Linked DNA regions of Homo sapiens: region 2 is linked to region 1. A link is an interaction called in ENCODE POLR2A ChIA-PET data of the cell type or tissue named here. Cell type or tissue: B cell. All regions are shown on one strand. Links, peaks and the distances in the headings refer to the core of each region. The heading gives the core; the rest is flanking DNA. Region 1 holds the start of LOC101929566 (a long non-coding RNA gene). Region 2 overlaps UNKL (unk like zinc finger).

Region 1 (5,365 bases), core at 145-5,144:
CCTACAGATTGTTAAAATAAAAATTATTGGTAGCCAGACTCAGTGGTATGAGCCTGTGTTCCCAGCTACTCGGGAGGCTGAGGCAAGAGGATGGCTTGATCCCTGGAGTTCAAGGGTGTGGTGCACTATGGTCACGTCTGTGAATAACCACTGCACTTCAGCATGGATAATATAATGATACCCTGCCTCAAAAAAAACCTGAGGGATTCACTGTGAGTCAAGGCATCCAGCTATATGCTAAAGTTGAGCAAATTTTACAAAATGCTGAGAGAGAAAAGAGATAAAAGGATAGACAGACAGACATGCTTGAATGGAGCTTTGGGGATAAAGGACATTGTGGGCCAGATATACAGCCACCAACCTTCGGCCACGCTGCGGAATCAGGATTCATTCTTGGCTAGATTGCAGAGACAGGGCAGGAGACACAGCTGAAGAGCTGGTTCGCTGGAGACAAGAGAGCTCAAGCCTGGAGAACAGTAAAGAACCTCCCCTGCCAGGCGCAGTGGCTGACACCTGTAATCCCAGCACTTTGGGAGGCCGAGGAGGGCGGATCACGAGGTCAGGAGATCGAGACCATCCTGGCTAACACAGTGAAACCCTGTCTCTACTAAAAATACAAAAAATTAGCTGGGCGTGGTAGCATGTGCCTGTAGTCCCAACTACTCAGGAGGCTGAGGTAAGAGAAGTGCTTGAACCCAGGAGGCTGAGATCGCACCACTGCACTCCAGCCTGGGTGACAGAGCGAGACCCCGTCTCAAAAATGCTCAGTCTGCAGTGAGAAACTCTAACCCTCTCCAGCTTCATCTCCCATCAGTCTCCTGCGGTTTTTCCTTTCCAGGCTTTGCCTAGGCAGTTTTCACATGCTGTCATCTCCTGTCTTCCCTTTTTTGACAGCGTCCCTCTGACTGTAAGCCCTACGAGTTCTGGGTTGGCTCACTGCTTCCTTGCCTCCTTCAGGCAGAGTGAGTTGCTCTCCAGGACTTCAACCTGCCTTCTCCCCCAGTGTGTACATCACAGTCACAGTGATTGTCTGTTTACTATCTCCTGCCTCAGAAGACTGAGCTCCTGGAGCCAAGGATCGCGGCTTAAGCTCACCCCTGCAGCCCCATCTCTCTCTACACAGGCCTAACACACGGTCAGTGTGGAACAAAGTCTTGGTCTCCCTGCTGCTGGTTGTTCCTCTCCTCAACCTGTTCCACAAACAGATGGCTGATTCTCATCCTAAAGCAAAGTTGATTTTATCACCCCCAACTCAAAATCCTTCCCTGGCTGACTTTCGCTTTTGAAACGCTTTCAATTGTTAGCATTCAGGCCTTGCACGTGGTGCACCAAGGGCTGTTAGGATAATTGGAGAGAAAAGGTTGAGGTAAGAGTCCCGGTGAGGGTCAAGGTTAGGCAAACTGATAAGTAAATTGAGAGCCCAGCGAAGCACATAATTTCCTCTCTCCTGCTCTTCCTCAAACACTCATGGAGCACCATGTGTCAGTTTCTGCGCTGAATCTTAATAAAGCAGAAAATGATTATGTTCCTATGCTGACCCCAAAAAGACACGGACCTTGTTCTGTCTCTCCACGTTGGCTATTGTCTGACTCCAGTGGTATGCTGCTGAATGTTTAACAACTGACTTTCTGGGAAGAAAAAAAAAAAGCCCTGATTTCTACAGTTTACCAATTTCTATGGTGTAAATATTCCCACCATAGCCGATTTCAAGTCTCCAATATGATGTCATTGAACATAGAGTTGGAAAGAAACGTGCAATAGCACACTATTATATAGTATTCCCACCATACAGATAAGATGGATGTAAATCACTCCAAGAACACAGATAGTAGTAAAACAGCAAAACAATTAACCAGTGATACATTTTGAGTGTTTTCTTTCTTCATTTGTTTATTTATTATTTTTTGGACAGTAAGTCGTTCTGTCTCCCAGGCTGGAGTGCAGTGGCATGATCTCAGATCACTGCAACCTCCACCTCCAGGTTCAAGCGATTCTCCTGCCTCAGCCTCCCAAGTAGCTGGGATTACAGGTGCGCGCCACCACGCCCAGCTAATTTTTGTACTTTTAGTGGAGATGGGGTTTCACCATGTTGCCCAGGTTGGTCTTGAACTCCTGACCTCAGGTGATCCACCCGCCTCGGCCTCCCAAAGTGCTGGGATTGCAGGCGTGAGCCACCGCGCAGGCGTCTACCTTTGTTTTTAATATAATGTATTTAATTGTAGGCTCATAAAATTTATTTTTTAACAATGACGTCAAAAAATGTATTTAACATCCAGCTTGCAAAACGTCTGAAAACTTAACCATGCGCTCATGCGCACTGTCTTCAAATGCGGTTTTTGACGGTGCCCATTTTACTTCGTCATGTTTGGGGCTTTTAGTGGTCGGGACACGCAAAGCCAGGAAGAGAAACGAGGCCAACGGGAGGAGCAAAGCCGGGCTCCAGTCCCTCACGCGGCCACCGGGGGGCGACAGACACAGGCCAATGAGCAGCTGGGGATCTGAGGCCCCCGGGCTCGGCCGCTGGGTCTCTTCTCCGCCCACAAGGAGGACTGAGACGCTTTTCCTGATATTTTGGGCGTGGCCCGTCACCGGCACCGTGGCAGGGGTCTGGGGCGCTGAGGGGCCGCTCCCCACCCGGACTTAGGTCCCTGGTATTGAAAACCAGCGCTGTCCATCCGCAGTGCCCCAAGTGTCCCCGGACACCAAGCTGGCTCACTCTGGCGGCCGCCATAACCCCTGCCCGGCAGCCTCTGCGGCCGGAAGTTGGCTCGGCCGGTGTTCGGGGCATCCCTCGGGCAGTTAACCGCACTTCCGCTGGCTGGGTATCCGCGGCAAGTTCAGATCATTAGTTGGCTGGAGTTAATTAACCACCAGACAATTAGCTTATCTTTTTCCCGATCCTAAGACCAGCTGGATTGGTGAGGAGGAACTAGAGACAACAGCTTCCTTCTGAGTCACCTTGAGGCAGCAGCCACTGGGGAAATGCAGGGAAGGACACTACCCAGGCTTCCTGGAGGGGTTGGCCCCAGGGCATGCCCTGCTTGGGCGGAAAAGCTTGGAGTTTAGATGAGGAAGCCTGAATTCTCCTCTAGACCTCCTGCCAACTCTTTGCCTGACCTTGGGCAAAACATTTAACTCTCTTCTGGGCCTTGGTTTCTTTAGCAAACACTGACGCCTGCTTCTCCGGCTCGCCCCCGCGCCCCACTCCCCCCACCGCTTTTTAAATGTTTATTATTTTTTTAATCATGGTTTTATTAGGTTGGTGCAAAAGTAACTGCGGTTTTTATCATTACTTTCAATGGCATAATAGAATGGGACTCTATTTGCTGCCAGATTGGGAATTCTAAGGGTATAAATATGTATTAATAAATATTATGACCTTTAAAATTTTAAAACAAATGCAAAACCTGCAGCATTTTTCGGGAATTGATTCTCTGTACATAAAAATGAGATTAGTCAATCCTTTTGGTGTCTGTTTAGCATACAATGAGTACATCCAGATAGTTAAGACCCTTGGAATCAAGATTAAGAGAACCATCAATTAAGGAGGTATGGTTGGTTAATTCTATACTTATTTTGAAAATAAGTTAGTTGGCCGGGCGCGGTGGCTCACGCCTGTAATCCCAGCACTTTGGGAGGCCAAGGTGGGTGGATCATGAGGTCAGGAGATCGAGACCATCCTGGCTAACACAGTGAAACCCCGTCTTTACTAAAAATACAAAAAATTAGCCGGGCGTGGTGGCGGGCGCTGTAGTCCCAGCTACTCAGGAGGCTGAGGCAGGAGAATGGCGTGAACCTGGGAGGCGGAGCCTGCAGTGAGCGGAGATCGCGCCACTGCACTCCAACCTGGGCGACAGAGCGAGACACTGTCTCAGAAAAATAATAATAATAATAATAAGTATAGTTAATTCTATACTTACTTTGGAAAACACCAGCTATTCAGCACGAATAGCAAAGACACCATGACTACGTTCTACTACTGTGGGACTGTAGTAGAACACTGACGCCTGCTTCTCCGGTACCCCCCCCGCCCCCCCTCCCCCGCCTTTTTAATGTTTTATTATTATTATTTTTTGAGAGTCTCACTCTGACGCCCAGGCTGGAGTGCAGTGGGGCGATCTCAGCTCACTGCTTTCCCCTTTCTTGTTGGCAGGCAGTGCGCACCTCTCCAGGGAAATTTACTCCAGTGCTTCATCCTACCTCATTGGACACAGCCGACCGTGTTGGTCCTGGTTCCCTCTTCAAATGCTGGCTCCTGGAAATAGCATCAAAGCAAGCAGCTGATAAGACAAAACTGGGTTGTTGCTTATGCTAAGGGGAAGCACCACCTTGAAAGAGTCATTGTAGAGTGGAGGTCGGGAGGGCAAAGTTGAGATACTGAGGTTTTGGGGTTTGGTTTAAGGCAGGTCCTTTGATGTCGGACTTAATCAGGGCTGGGTAAGGATCATGTTATAATAGTTTAGGATTGTTGGTCACAGTTTTGTATTGGTGGTCACAGTGAAGTGAGGGCTTCAAAGACTCTTGGAGCTTTCTTTGATGCTCCCTGTTGAAGAGCTGTGTGGTTTTATTAATGGATTTTCCTGAACTCAAGGAGTAAGGTTATTTGCAACTTTTGTGTTTCTGGGCAAGCATTTCCTGGAATAATAAAGTCACAATAATAGAGTCATGTTATTTTGCTTCAGCAATTGTGAGTCGGAGTACTCTGCTATTTGTATCCAGAGGCACCCTGTTATGGTTTCCTTGTGTGTAAAATGGGGATTATACTGCAGAGAGAAGGGGAGGAGCTGGGCATGCTTTGAGAAGACCAAAGTTTCAACGTATTGTAGGCTTTTGGTATTACAGCAATGTAGGGCTTACAAAAATGTCTGAGTCCTGGAAAATTATCCTTACTCTGAAATAGGAAATGGAGTTGCCAAGTTGAATTACATAGTTGTTTGTTAAATGTCTCCTAGACATAATTATGTCCACTGGTCCAGTGCAACTCAGAGCACACGGTTGTGGGTCCATTGCATTTATTCTGCAGAGGGAGGTGCATGCTCATGTGTTCGAAGCCATGTGATGGGGGCTTCAAAGCTGAGAATGCTCCAGGCTTATCAAGGTCTTAAAATGGCCCTGTGACTGGCCTTTCTACTTCCTTTCTGCTTGAGTCCTGGCCTTTCTACTTCCTAGCCATGTGAATTGGGATCAACTCCTCCCTCTCTGAGCCAATTTCCTCATGTGTACAGTGGGGAAGACAATGCTTGGGGCAGAATAAGAAGGGTGAAGCGAGGTGGTGTGTTGAGTATAGTAGCAAACAGTTTTTGGAACTGAGGCCCAGATGATCCCGGGGTGGCTTCAGCCCTGCAAACTGTGGATCTGGTACAAT
Region 2 (5,365 bases), core at 193-5,192, 1.5 Mb after region 1:
GGGGCTGCCCTGCCCAGGGAAGGGCTCCTCATTTCTGCCTTGCCATGGAGGGCTCACCTGGTTTCAGGACAGGACTCAAACTTCCGCCCTCCGGCCTGTTTTGGAAGTCATCTTCTCTCGGAGCCTCTATGGAGGAGGAAGCATGTGGTGTGGGATGTCTCCTGTTAGGGCTTCACCGTAAAGGGTAGGTTTTTAAAACTGTGAATACTCCATGGGTGGGAGTGCTGTGTGCTGTGTTAAGCTTTCTCTCAGGCAGAAACAAGCCCACATGTGTTTTCAGTTTGAAACTAGGGCGTACATGTTGTTCCTCTTGAACAGAGAGGTCTCATGAGTTGAATATGCTGGGGTGCCCACCCCCATCCCATTCCATCCCAGCCCAGGGACAGAGCACTTGGAGATCACCACAGGTGACGGCCTTCCCTGAGTTTGTTTTTGTTCATTTTGGGGTTTTATTTTTTAAGACAGGGTCTTGCCCTGTCACCCAGGCAGGAGTGCAGTGGTACAGTCAGCTCGCTGCAGCCTCCAACTCCTGTGCTCCAGAGATGCTTCTGCATCAGCCTCTCAAGTAGAGCTGAGACCACAGGCAGGCACCACCGGGCCCGGTGAGAACATGCTAGTTTTAATTTGAGATCACTATCATACATGGGTTGCATAATCCAGGGCCCTGGATCTTACTAAATCACACCCTCAAATTCACACATCCCCTTCAGAAACTCAGAGGTCAGGGATGAAGTCTACACAGTGGCTAAAGCTCCATGAGGGTCTGGCCTCTGAGCAGGTTCTTTTTTTTTCTTGCTCTGTTGTGCAGGCTGGAGTGCAATGGCACAATCTTGCCTCACTGCCACCTCTGCCTTCCGGGTTCAAGCGATTCTCCCTCCTCAGCCTCCGGAGTAGCTGGGATTACAGGTGTGTGCCATCATGCCCGGCTAATTTTTGTATTTTTAATAGAGACGGGGTTTTGCCATGTTGGCCAGGCTGGTCTCAAACTCCTGACCTCAGGTGATCCGCCCACCTCAGCCTCCCAAGATGCTGGGATTACAGGCGTGAGCCACCACACCCGGTCACTTATTTTTTTCTTTTAAACAAATAAGCACACATTCTTTTTAAATAAAGTTTCTCTTCCCCAACCTAAAAGTAGTAATGCTAGAATTTGAGCATAGCAGAAAAATATTTAGGAAAATTAAATCCCAAACAAGAGAGACCATCTTGGACTGTGCTCACTCGGGTGGAAAGTCGACCCAGGTGCCTGTGTGCTTGACAGAGGCGTGGCTGCATCCGCGTAGCTGACCTTCAGATGGACTGGAGTTAGCACATTTGTAGTCATTTTTCCAACCATTCTTTCGTATCTGAGGTACGTTTTTGACCTGTTTTAGTATGTCACTCGCGATCTTGAAGCACACTCTTTCATTTACTTAAATATTTCCTGAGCCGTGAGCAGTGGCTCACGCCTGTAATCCCAGCACTTTGGGAGGCCAGGGCGGGTGGATCACCTGAGGTCAGGAGTTCAAGACTAGCCTGACCAACATGGTGAAACCCCATCTCTACCAAAAATACAAAAATTAGCTGGGTGTGGTGGCTTGCTCCTGTAATCCCAGCTACTCAGGTGGTTGAGGCACGAGAATTGCTTGGACCGCAAAGGCGGAGGTTGTAGTGAGCTGAGATCGTGCCACTGCACTCCAGCCTGGGTGACAGAGCGAGACTTGTTCTCAAAAAAAAAAAAAAAAAAATCCTGAACCAGCTACTCAGAGGTGAAGAGATGGATTTTTTTTTTTTTTCAGGATCGACACTGCCTTAGTTAGAGGCAATGTATTGTTGCTGCTGCTGCGGCTGAAATTGTGAGCTTTGCCACCCAGTGCCAGCCTCACTTTTTTCCTCTGTCCATGTCTGAGACATCGCTGTAAAGTTACATCCCTGCACTAGCCACAGGCACTGGAGGCAGTGTCCTGCCCGCTGACCCCAGGGCACTCCTGCGCCCCAGGCTCAGGGACTCCCTGCCCATGGCTCCCGGGACTGTCTGGCCCCAGGTGTAGGCCCGCCTGGCTGCGTGTGTATTTTATTAGCTGTTGTAGAGGGTTTTGGACAAAGCTGGTGTGTAGACTGGGTCGTTTTTTCCTTGTGTTAATAGTACAGTTTCCTTCAGGTTGTAGGTGTACTGTGACTGGAGCACGGAATAGAAGAAATGAGCGGATTCTGTATTTAAGGGATTTTTAGTGGGATCATTTCAGACCCATCTGATAGGTTCCATTTTCCTTCATCTTACACTTCATAGGAACAGGTTTCAGATTAAGAGAGACCTGCGAGCTCCGTACCCCGCGTTTAGATGGGGCTGGGCAGGCACGCGGACTTGGGAGGGAGGAGGGTCCTGCAGGGCAGGCAGCGGCCCCAGCTCACGCCGCCCCGCCCCGCGAGCGCCCCTGTTGGGTCGACCGTGTTTCACCTGAGTCCGCCCGGAGCAGCTGCAGGTGCAGGTGGGCAGGGCAGGAGGAGCCGGGCAGCGGGGCAGCTCTGGGGCTTTCTGCCTGAAGACCTCTGGCCCCCGCTGCCCGCGCCCACTTGCCCGCCCAGCTCGTAGCCAGGAGCCGCGGGGACCGGGTGCGCCCGAGTCGGGGGGAAGGTTGGGGGAGGGCAGCGCGGGGGGCGTGGCCAGTGCGACGGGGGCGGGGCCGAGTCACGTTGCGGGGCGGGGCCAGCGCGGAGGGGGCGGGGCGCGGGCCGGGTTTGAATCCCCGGCGGCGGCGCGGGGCGGCCGCGGACCGTGAGTCAGCATTGGCGGCGGCCCCAGCGCGTGGCAGCCGTGCGCCGCCAAGGTGCGGGTCTCGTTACTCGGCGGTCAGGAGCGGGCCCTCCCTTAGGTGCGCCCCCCGCCAGGTGCGTCCCCCGCGTCACGGAGCCGGGTGTGACAGCCGCGGGGTGGGCCCGGGCTTCTCAGAGGCCCGGAGCGAGGCGAAGGCGTCGCCTTCTCGGAACCTGCCTCTGCCGGGCGCTCGCCGCTTCCCAGCGCGGGCTCGGGCCGCCTGCGTCCCCTAGCTAGGCGGGGTCGGTGCCCCGAGGGAGGGCAGGGGAGCGGGGCAGGAGAGCGGAGCGGAGCGGGGCAGGAGAGGGCAGGGGAACGGGGCGGGGGAGGGCCGACCCCTGCGTCCTGGCCTGGCCCGCCTGCACTCAGCCCGCGTGGTACGGGAATTTCCCTGGCGTCGGCGGCTCCCCCGCCCTGTCCTGAGTTCCGAGCAGTCTGTAGCTTGTCCTCGCGTGTCCCTGACCCCGGGGGACCGCGGCGCCTTGAATGTGCTGTGTCACGGCAGAGCCGGGCTGTGTCGCGGTGACTCAGCGGGGCCGGTGGTTTCCTAACGCCCGGGGCTGAGGCAGCCTGGCCTGACCCAGCTGTACTCGCTTAGGTGACCAGCCTCACCTAGATTTTGCCTCTGCACAAGGGTCAGCTCTTTCTTTGAGAATGTTTCAGAAGATCTGGGTCTAACCTTGAAACAGTGAGGTGAGGTGGGGGAGAAGCTGCGGGTGAGAAAGTGGGCCAGGACGGTGCAGCAGCCGTCTCCCCCCTTGATTTCTGGGAGTGAGCCCTAGATAGCACCCTAGGGGTGGTGGAGCCTCCAGGACCCTCTCCGGTGCTCTCTTTGGATGAGGGGCACTTGGCTTTGAAGCGGGGCCGGAGTCTCTCGGGGGCACCCACACGCTCCCTGAACGTCCCCTCTCCAGGCAGCTTCCCGGGCTTCAGCACAGGTGACTTGGCTGAGGTAGGTGGTGGCTGACGCCCTCTGAGTTGAGTGCGAGCCGTAGTTTGTCGGGTGAGCATTGAAGGCAGCTTAGCCCCTCCACATGCTGCGCACTCTGCAGCTGGTGGGTGAAGCTTCTGCCGACTTAGCACGGAGCCTGGTGGGATCACCCCACTCCAAGGGGAGAAAAGGCGCCTCCGTTCCTGTCCCCCAACTTCTTTGCGTCTTTGATTTTCATGAGGAGTTTCTGGATCTCTGCCAGGTGTGAGGGGCGGTGAGCTCTGAAGGGGCTGCCATATCCTGATCCTGGGACTTGGGTGCAGAGGGCAGGTCCAGGTTCCCGAGCCTGGCTGACCTGACTATGGGCAAACCGCTTGGCCCTGCCCGTCATCAAGCCCCCGTATGGGAGCATGAGGGGGCTGTGGGCAGGCCTGCGGGTTGGGGGGTCGGTGCCTGTCCTCAGTGAGTCTGTCCAGGGCCCTGACATGGTTCAGGCTGACACCTGCAAGGATGTAGTGGGGGGCATTCCATGCAGGGCTTGGAGGCCGAGCAGCTTTCTGGGGACTGGTGTGGCTGATCTTACTGAATGGAAGGCACAGCCAGGCTGAGCCTGCAGTGGCACAGCAGGTTAGGAGCCCGGCAAAGGACCCATTGGGAAGCGGTGACCGGCACGCGCAAGGGCACAAGCTTCCTCCTTTCTTGCAGGTCAGGATTCAGGATGCAATGAGGCTTTTCTTGGTAGGAAGGTTACTATTGCAATGCATGAAGGCAGGCTGGGCATGGGCCTCAGGGGGTGTGGGTTGAGCGAGCAGCCCATGAGGAAGGGATCCTGCAGTGCCAGCTTCCAGCAGCCCCTGCACACGTGGTGTCTGGGAAGGGCCTGCAGTGGGGCCATGGGAACAAGCAAGGGATCCTTTGCCAGGGAGGAGGAAGGGCTTTGGCCCCTGCTGGACATCTGGGCTCGGGGCTGCAGAGCCACTGTGTTGGGCGGGTCCAGGCCACAGGAGAGGCTGCCAGCCCTCAGGGAGGAGGGTGGGCCTGGGAGGGAAGCTGGTGCCTATGACAAGAGGCAGTTCAGGGCACAGGCGCAGGGCTGGAGGGAAGGGCCCGGGGCAGCGGTGGGCAGAGTGAGTGGTGAGGAGGCCCCAGAAAACAGCTGCAGGGGGAGTGGAGGCAGAGGGGGGGTCTCCTTTCTGAGGGAGGACTCAGGGAGGGAGGGCTGTGCACAGCAGGGGCCAGATCTGTTGATACAGAGTCCTGAGGGGCCTGGGGAGGACGGGCAGGACCAACAGGGGCATCTGCAGGTGGGCCCCCATGTCCTGGGTTGAATTGTGTCCCCTGAAAGTTGCATTTGAGGCTGGGCATGGTGGCTTGCACCTGTAATCCCAGCACTTTGGGAGATGAGGCAAGCAGATCACCTGAGGTGGGGAGTTCATGACCAGCCTGACCAACATAGAGAAAACCTGTCTCTACTAAAAATGCAAAATTAGCTGGGGGTGGTGGAGGGCACCTGTAGTCCCAGCTGCTCAGGAGGCTGAGGCAGGAGAATAGCTTGAACCTGGGAGGCGGAGGTTGCAGTGAGCTGAGATCGCGCCATTGCACTCCAGCCTGGGTGACAGAGCAAGACTCTATCTCGGTTG

Evidence for each region. Peaks named below come from ENCODE experiments on the same cell type or tissue, not always from the same donor. Only the 100,000 strongest peaks of a DNase experiment are listed, where the experiment ranks them.
Region 2: POLR2A ChIA-PET joins it to region 1 with 10 read pairs; 1 of 35 experiments calls an interaction of 5 or more read pairs at or near these places.

The regions. Positions count from the first base shown.
Region 1 is chr16:2,865,645-2,871,009 of GRCh38, reverse strand. It overlaps LOC101929566 (a long non-coding RNA gene), which reads left to right and starts at 2,806. Exons shown (of 3, transcript NR_188573.1): 1 at 2,806-2,918; 2 at 3,481-3,549; 3 at 4,154-4,662. RefSeq lists enhancers at 2,523-2,592, 2,603-2,782, 2,883-3,002. In B cell, for the core only: CTCF peaks have their summits at 2,248 and 2,457 (motif pointing right); a DNase peak (open chromatin) is centred at 2,459; H3K4me3 peaks cover 1,355 bases; H3K27ac peaks cover 859 bases.
Region 2 is chr16:1,377,036-1,382,400 of GRCh38, reverse strand. All of the region lies in intron 10 of UNKL (unk like zinc finger), which reads left to right. Among named protein-coding and RNA genes, the nearest start is that of GNPTG, 28 kb to the right of the region's middle. RefSeq lists silencers at 2,629-2,768, 2,799-2,878, 2,919-2,968, 3,039-3,108. In B cell, for the core only: no CTCF peak of the experiment used is centred there; DNase peaks (open chromatin) are centred at 2,980 and 3,190; H3K4me3 peaks cover 1,074 bases; H3K27ac peaks cover 359 bases.